Regions from separate parts of the Homo sapiens genome. Here region 2 is linked to region 1. A link is an interaction called in ENCODE POLR2A ChIA-PET data of the cell type or tissue named here. Cell type or tissue: IMR-90. All regions are shown on one strand.

Region 1 (4,000 bases):
TTGTTTCAATGCTTTTGGGAATATATCCAGATGGGGGAATTGGTGGATCATATAATTTTATTTTTAATTGTTTGAGGAACCACCATACTATTTTGCATACTGGCTGAACCCTTTTATATTCCTACCAACAGTGCACAAGGGACAAGGGTTTCAATGTCCCTTGATGTAATGTCCCAATGACATTGAGGGACATTGTCCCTCAATGTCCCAAGGGTTTACATCATAGCTCACTGCAGCCTTGAACTTCTAGACTCAGGTGATCCTCCCACCTCAGCCTCCTAAAGTGTGGGATTAGAGGCGTGAGCCGCAGCACTCGGTCTCGTTTTTTTTTTGATGTGCATTGTCCTAATGATTAGATTACACATTAGGCAGGAAGCATGTTTTTCAGGAATGGAGGGTGGGGAGCCTCTTAGCTTCAGTGGTCTCAAAGGACTCTTTGGGGAGGTGGTATTTGAACTGAAGCCTAAAAGAAGGGAAGAAAGCAGCCAGTGGTGGATCTGGGATAAGGAGTGGAGGTTCAGGGAGAGGGAACAGTAAGTGCACAGGACCTGAAGTGTGGAGTGAGCACTGCGTATTTTTGCTGGAAAATAGTGAATAATGGGCAGGGGGAATGGGGGAAGAGGTGGTTTAAGAGGTGGGCAGGGCTGGCCGATGCAGGGCTGTGGGCCCTGGAAAGGCTTTCTTGCTTTTCTTTTCTTTTCTGGAGATGGAGTCTTGCTCTGTCACCCAGGCTGGAGTGCAGTGGCACGATCTCGGCTCACTGCAACGTCTGCCTCCTGAGTTCAAGCGATTCTCCTGCCTTAACCTCCTGAGTAGCTGGGATTACAGGAGCCCACCACCACGCCCGGCTAATTTTTGTATTTTTTAGTAGAGACGGGGTTTCACCATGTTGGTCAGGCTGGTCTGGAACTCCTGACCTCGTGATCCGCCCACCTCGGCCTCCCAAAGTGCCAGGATTACAGGCGTGAGCCACTGCGCCCGGCCCCGGGAAAGGCTTTCTATTTGCAATTTAGAGTAAGCACCGCTTTCCTCGGGGTCCGCAGGGCACAGGGGAGGGACGGGGCCTGATTGGGTAGTGATGTTGCTGTGTCCACCATGGGAGTGTGGTGCTTGTGGATGTGTGCACATGGAGGCGTGGAGTGTGTTCCTGGACATCACCAGGAGCCCAGATCATGATTTGACCTCTATCGAGACCGTACTGTGCCGCCGCCCTCCTGCCTGCAGTGCCATTGGCCGCCCCAGCCAAGGTTGCTTCTGGCGCCCACCACCAGTCTGGGATCAGCAAGATGGATCTGGAACCCATACCCAGGAGGTGAGGCTAGACTCCAAGAAGAACAGCCAACACTTCGAAGGTTTGGAGACAAGGCCTTGAGGCACTGAGGTCAGATTACTCCACACCCTATCTTTGCAAGGCAGCAGGGGACGCAGGAGTGTTGGGGCACTGTCTCCGGGAGTGGCGGGGGCTGCTGCAGTACCTGGGAGGGCCGCGCGGGGGCGGGCGAGGACGCCGAGCTATGAGAGGAGGGAGGGCGCGCGAGGCCGAGTGGGGAGCTTGGAGCAGCGGGAAGGTCAGGGGCGCCCATCTGCGGCACTCTCGGTTTGGCTCAGTTTCTGCCTACAAGTGTCTGTGCGTGTGAGGAGAAAATAAAGTCATGAGCTCATCACCATCCCAGTGGCGTCTCATTTAATCGTCATACCAACATCCTCACAGGCCCAGAGACGTAGAGCCACTTACCCAAGATCACTCAGCAGGGGAATTCAGACCAGGCCCGCCTGACCCCCCAGCCTGTGCGCTACCCAGTGCCCCACCCTAAATGAACTCATCTGCAGGGGAGGGAGTTTCTTCGCCTGTCTTCTCCTTCTCCTTTCTTCTTCCTTTTTTTGTGAGAGAGAGCTCTTATCGCCCAGGCTGGAGTGCAATGGCACGATCTCAGCTCACTGCAACCTCCGTCTCCGAGGTTCAAGCGATTCTCCTGCCTCAGCCTCCCAAGTCGCTGGAATTATAGGCATGCGCCACCACGCCCTGCTAATTTTTGTATTTTTAGTAGAGACGGAGTTTCGCTATGTTGGTCAGGCTGGTCTCAAACTCCTGACTTCAGGTGATCCACCTGCCTCGATCTCCCAAAATGCTGGGATTACAGGCGTGAGCCACTGAGTCCAGCCTCTTCACCTGTCTTCTGACCTCAGTTTGCCCCCACCACACTCTGCCTCATCCCCCTCCAAGACGCCTCCCCAAGGTCCCTGAGGAGGGGTTCAGGGGCCCTGGGGAGAGCTCAGATATATACCCCATCACCATGGTAACGACACCGGCAGGATAACATCCAGTCTCCTTCCTGACCTCCTGCCGCTGAGGGCTGGGGAGGGGTATCCAGGGAGCCTGGCTGAGCCCCTGGCCTGCTTCTGGGACCCCTGCCACCTCTGCTGAATCTCCTCTGGGCATCGGGCCCAAGTCCCAAGGGCTGTAAGCTGGGATACAACCAGGGTCCCCCTAAAAAACCCAGCAGCCTCCCTCCCCCAAGTGCATGACTGGCAGTTTGGCCTGCCCTGGAGGAAAAATCATGGGTAATTTCAGCTGAGAACATTGAGCAGAAGGGCATCCTGAGGCCCAGAGAGGAGCAGGGAATTATCTAGGATCCTGCAGCAAGGCAGGGGCTGAGGCTTTGTTTGTTTTTGTCCAGAAACGGCTGGATGACCCCAGAAAAAGAGGTCAATAAGATATGTACCCAGAGGCTGGAGATTGAGGGGCCATAAAGTCAGTTTTCTGAACTCCTCCAGGAAGTCCTCCCTGACCATCCCCTCTATTCACCAATGTTAGACATGGTCGCAGAGCTCCCTTGACACTTTGCTCAGGTCATTCTGAGCTGCTTTTTTTTTTTTTTTCCAGATAGGGTCTTGTTCTGTCACCCAGGCTGGAGTGCAGTGGCATGATCAAGGCTCACTGTAGCCTCAACTTCCTGGGCTCAAGTGATCCTCCTTCCTCAGCCTCCTGAGTAGCTGGTGAGCTTCATTAAGGCACCTCAAAGAACCACAGTCCATTCTCCTGGCCAGCCTATAAATCCCCTCTCTAACCCTCCCGACAATGGGCTGCCCATCTTGCTTGCACACCTTATGTGATGGGGAGATAGCTGCCTTAAAAGGCATGTAGTTTCCACTGTAGGACAGTTTCTTCTAGTGAGACCAAGCTGGCCTTCTTGTGCTGTCCAGCTGTTGGAACTAGCTCACTCTGTGGAGCACAGAACAAGTGACTCCATCTGCTGCACACAGGCCCCAGATGGCTGCAGAGAGGTCTGTGTCCTCCCATCCCCATTCCAGCCTTTTCTCCAGCTTAAGTGGTGCCAGTTCCCTATAAACAACCTTTTCAGCCCTTCATCTCCTGGGCAACCCTCCACTGGGTATACCCTAATTGGCAATGGCCCCTTCTGTAGTGGCTTTTTCTCAATACACAAAAAAATATGTGTTTGTTATAGGGAAAGTAAAAAATATGCACAAGGGAAAAATATCCCCAATCCTACCACCCAGAGATGACCTCTTTTAGCTCCTTGGGGCCTCTTGTTGCAAACAGATGCCAATGTGTGCATTAAAGTGAGAGGCAAAAGCAAGACTATTTCAAAGCTGGTGGGAGGGAGGCCTTGTAGGGGAGAAAGGCAACGTCTGTCTAACTTAGTAGCTTGAAGGTCATTTGGTTGTAAGACAGGTTTGCTCAGGAAGACTGAGGATTGGGGCAAAGAGAATAAAATAATTTTGATGATAAAGAAAAATTTAGTTTCCAAAGGCCATGCTAGAAATGTGGGGAGCAGCCTGGGTGCTGTGGCTCATGCCCTTAATCCCAGCACTTTGGGAGGCCGACGTGGGTGGAGTGCTTGAGCTCTGGAGTTCGAGATGAGCCTGTGCAACATGGCCAGACCTCATCTCTACAAAAATACAAAAATTAGCTGCGTGTGGTGGCACACACCTGTGTTCCCAGCTACCTGGGAGGCTGAGGTGGGAGGATTGCTTGAGC
Region 2 (4,000 bases), 330 kb before region 1:
CTGTTTAAGGACCACGTAGTCCTGTGTGAGAAAAGGGAGGAAGTCATCTTGTAAACAATCATCATCCTGTTGTCTAGACATGAAGGAAGAGATAGGGTTTCAAGGAAGCTGCAAGGGCTGCAGAAGGCTGCACTCAGATTTCCTGTCAGAGGTGGCATCTTGGATTTGCATAAATAGTAGGCTCCTCCAGGAGAAACCTCTCTATTAGAGTTTGCTCCAGAGCAGAATTCAGCATTTAATTCATCCTCAACCCCTTCCCAAAGGATAGAGTTACTTAGCAACAGGAAAATCCACATGGCTTATGTGGTACTGCGGTGTCAGTGTCAGGGTAAAAGCCTTTCAATCTCAAAGATTATTAATACCAGTTGTCTCCCTCTTCCCCCACATATAAATACCTTATGACTAACAGCTTATATACGCAGGTCATTGCCCAGAGTCAGAGGAAAATGTGTGGTTTTATAATGAAGATGACAGCTGAGTTACTTAGAATGAAGCCCCATGTCCTTGACCTGATTAGTCCAGTATGATGAGCAGCTGTACTCAGTGCCCATGGCAGGCAGAATAACAACAGCACAAACAGAATCCTAGACATTGTTATGTCACCTGAGGGGTTCCATCCCAATGGTGGATGTTGGACCAGAAGTGGCTACTAAGTCATGTGCTGTTGGCTGTGAGATTTAAATCAAATATATATGAATTATTTAAAAAATACTAGCCAAGGCCGGGCATGGTGGCTCACACCTGTAATCCCACAACTTTGGAAGGCTGAGGTGGCCGGATCACCTGAGGTCAGGAGTTCGACACCAGCCTGCCCAATATGGTGAAATCCCATCTCTACTAAAAATACAAAATTAGCCAGGCGTGGTGGTGGGTACCTGTAATCCCAGCTACTCAGGAGGCTGAGGCAGGAGAATCACTTGAACCTGGGAGGCAGAGGTTGCAGCGAGTGGAGATCGTGCCATTGCACTCCAGCCTGGCAACAAGTGTGAAACTCCACCTCAAAAAACAAAAAACAAAAAACAAACAACTAACCAGGTGTGATGGCTCACACCTATAATCCCAGCACTTCGGGAGGCTGAGGGGGGAGGATGTCTTGAGCCCAGTAGTTTGTAACCAGCCTGAGCAACGTAGCAGGACCTCATTTCTACAAAAAATTTAAATAAATTAGCCGGTTGTGGTGGCACACGTCTATAGTCCCAGCTACTTGGGAGGCTGAGGCAGAAGGATCATTTGAGCCCAGGAGTTTGATGTTGCAGTGAGCTATCATTGTGCCATGCCACTGCACTCCAGCCTGGGAGGCAGAGCCAGACCCTGTCTTCTCTCCCCTCAAAAAATACTGCAGTATTGCTTTCGTAGGTTAGGTACCCCACAAAATAGACTCTGAGACGCTGAGATTTGCATACTAAAGGTTTCTTAGTGAGCACCCCTGGAACAACAGCTATGAGGAGTAAGGGAAGTAGGAATGGGGGCAAAGGAATTGAGGCAAGGGGTCCAGGTCTTCATTCCCACTCTTAGCCCCCATCAGCCAATCATCAACCAGCCAACAATCCCACAGCTGGGGAACAAGCGCCTTGATCCTGAAGTGGGACCTGGGTGCTGGTGCCCTACTCCAAGCTGTCTGCTACAATTGCTCACTTCCCAAGTATCTCCATGTTTATTATCCCATTTTACCTAGCCACTAGCCTGTGAGGTAGCCAGGGCCAGGTAGGGCGCATTCTTCCCTGTTAATACACAGGAGAAATGGAACTCCTGAGAATGTGAAAGGCTTGTCCAGAGCTGCCTGCAACTTGTCTCTGGCTCTCACCCAGAGTGATCTCTACTTAGCACATTGTATTCATTTTTTCCTACGTCCAGAGTCTATAGAACTGTGGAATGTAAGAATGAGAAAAGATAGTGAAGGCCAAGTCGTCCAGCCAGCTCACTTTAAAACCCGCCAGGCATGGTGGCTCATGCCTGTAATCCTAGCACTTTGGGAAGTCAGGGCAAGAGGATCACTTGAGCTCAGGAGTTTGAGACTGGCCTGGCCAACACGGCAAGAGCTTGTCTCTACAAAAAATTTTTAAAAATTAGCTAGGTGCAGTGGCTCATGCCAAGAGTCCCAGTTACTTAGAAGGCTGAGGTAGGATTGGTTGAGCTCAGGAACTCAAGGCTGCAGTGAGCCACGATTGTACCACTGCACTCCAGCAGTGGTACAAAAAAAAAAAAAAAGTAAAGATATAAGAGAACAGGCTTGGAGGAGGGGGACAATTGCACCCAAAGTCTGTGGCAGAGCCCAATCTTATGATCAGATTTCCTTCACCCAAGAGCCAGTTTAGATTACCTAGGAAGTGCTGGGCACAGTGTGTCATGCAGGAGCTACAGACATGGGCAGGTTACAGGCCCTGTCCTAGGGGATTTTAGAATACAGTAAGTTCTCTTCTCTTCTCCTTTTCTTTTTTTCCTTCCTTCCTTCCTTCCCTTCCTCCCTTCCTCCCTCCCTTCCTCCCTTTTTCTTTCTTTCCCTCTCTTTCTTTCCTTTTCTTTCTTTCTCCTTCCTTCCTTCCTTCCTTCCTTTTCTTTCTTTCTTTCTTTCTTTCTTTCTTTCTTTCTTTCTTTCTTTCTTTCTTTCTTTCTTTCTTTCTTTCTTTCTTTCTTTCTTTCTTTCTCTTTTCTCTTCCTTTGTTTTCTTTCTTTCACATCTTACCCTGTCACCCAGGCTGGAGGAGAGTGGTGCAATCAACCATGGCTCACTGCAGCCTCTACCTCCCAGAAGCAAGTGATCCCCAGCCTCCTGAGTAGCTGGGACCACAGGTATGTGCCACCACACCCTGCTAATTTTTGTATTTTTTTGTACAGACAAGGGCTTGCCATGTTGCCCAGCCTGGTTGATATGGTTTGGTTCTGTGTCTCCACCAAAATCTCATCTTGAATTGTAATCCCCATAACCCCCAAATGTCGAGGGAGGGATCAGGTGGGTGGTGATTGGATAAAGGGAGTGGTTTCCTCCATGCTGTTCTCATGGTAGTGAGTGAGTTCTCATGAGATCTGATAGTTTTATACGGCAGTTTTTCCTGATCTTGCTCACTCTCTCTCCTGTTGCCTTGTGAAGAAGGTGCCTGCTTCCCCTTCCATCATGATTGTAAGTTTCCTGAGGCCTCCCCAGCCATGCAGAACTGAGTCTACTAAACCTCTTTCCTTATAATTACCCAGTATTTCTTTATAGCAGTGTGAAAATGGTCTAATACACTTGTCTTGAACTCCTGCCTCAAGCGATCCTCTGGAACCTTGGCCTCCCAGAGTGCTGGGATTACAGGCATGTGCCACTACGCCCTGCTCACTCGGTTTCTACAGTCTCATTTTAATAATTTTAATGAGACAGAGGGGATGAAACTTGTTGTTCTAGCCTGTCTCTCTCATCACCTTGAGAAGTCTGAATCAGGAAAAAATAGCATATTGTTGCTTCAGAATGAGTAAGCTGTGTTCTCCCTATGTTCCAAATTGCCAATTAAGTTAAATACTCCCGAAAGACACACATGGATGACTCCTCCCTTGATTTTCCCCAAGATTCATTTCCAGACTAGTGTCATGGTAAACATGACTAAGACTAAGAAAGCAGACACCTCCTTTCTTTTCCTCCTTCTCTTTAAATGACTTTCCAGTACTTCTACAATCTTTTATTCTATATTTGGACACAAGATAACTGTTGTATGGGGTAAAGTGGGTGGGGTTTGTGTTGATGAAGTCACAGACCTATCTTCACCGCAAACCTTCCCAGGGTTCATCCCATAGCTAAGACCAAAGTGATGCATGTCTACCCAGGGGCAGGCAGAGGACATTTGCCCTTTTCTCATTCACCTCTCCCCAAGAGGTGACTTAGGAACTTCCCTAAGAAGTTTCCTAGTCAAAACTTCTTTCTTGGTGACGACTGGTCACTGTTTACAGCCCCTTGTTTCTCTCCTCTATTGGAGTGGTTAGTCAGTCGCCTCAACCCTACTAATAAAAATAAACCAGGTGATACTCT

What was found. Peaks named below come from ENCODE experiments on the same cell type or tissue, not always from the same donor. Only the 100,000 strongest peaks of a DNase experiment are listed, where the experiment ranks them.
Region 2: POLR2A ChIA-PET joins it to region 1 with 7 read pairs; 3 of 35 experiments call an interaction of 5 or more read pairs at or near these places.

The regions. Positions count from the first base shown.
Region 1 is chr5:139,773,806-139,777,805 of GRCh38, forward strand. It overlaps a transcript of PSD2 not described here. Among named protein-coding and RNA genes, the nearest start is that of PSD2, 20 kb to the right of the region's middle. In IMR-90, a CTCF peak has its summit at 1,484; a DNase peak (open chromatin) is centred at 1,616; H3K27me3 peaks cover 1,092 bases.
Region 2 is chr5:139,443,914-139,447,913 of GRCh38, forward strand. It overlaps the pseudogene RNU5B-4P. Among named protein-coding and RNA genes, the nearest start is that of DNAJC18, 6.4 kb to the left of the region's middle. RefSeq lists an enhancer at 3,556-3,635. In IMR-90, no CTCF peak of the experiment used is centred here; DNase peaks (open chromatin) are centred at 78, 428 and 1,878; H3K27ac peaks cover 531 bases.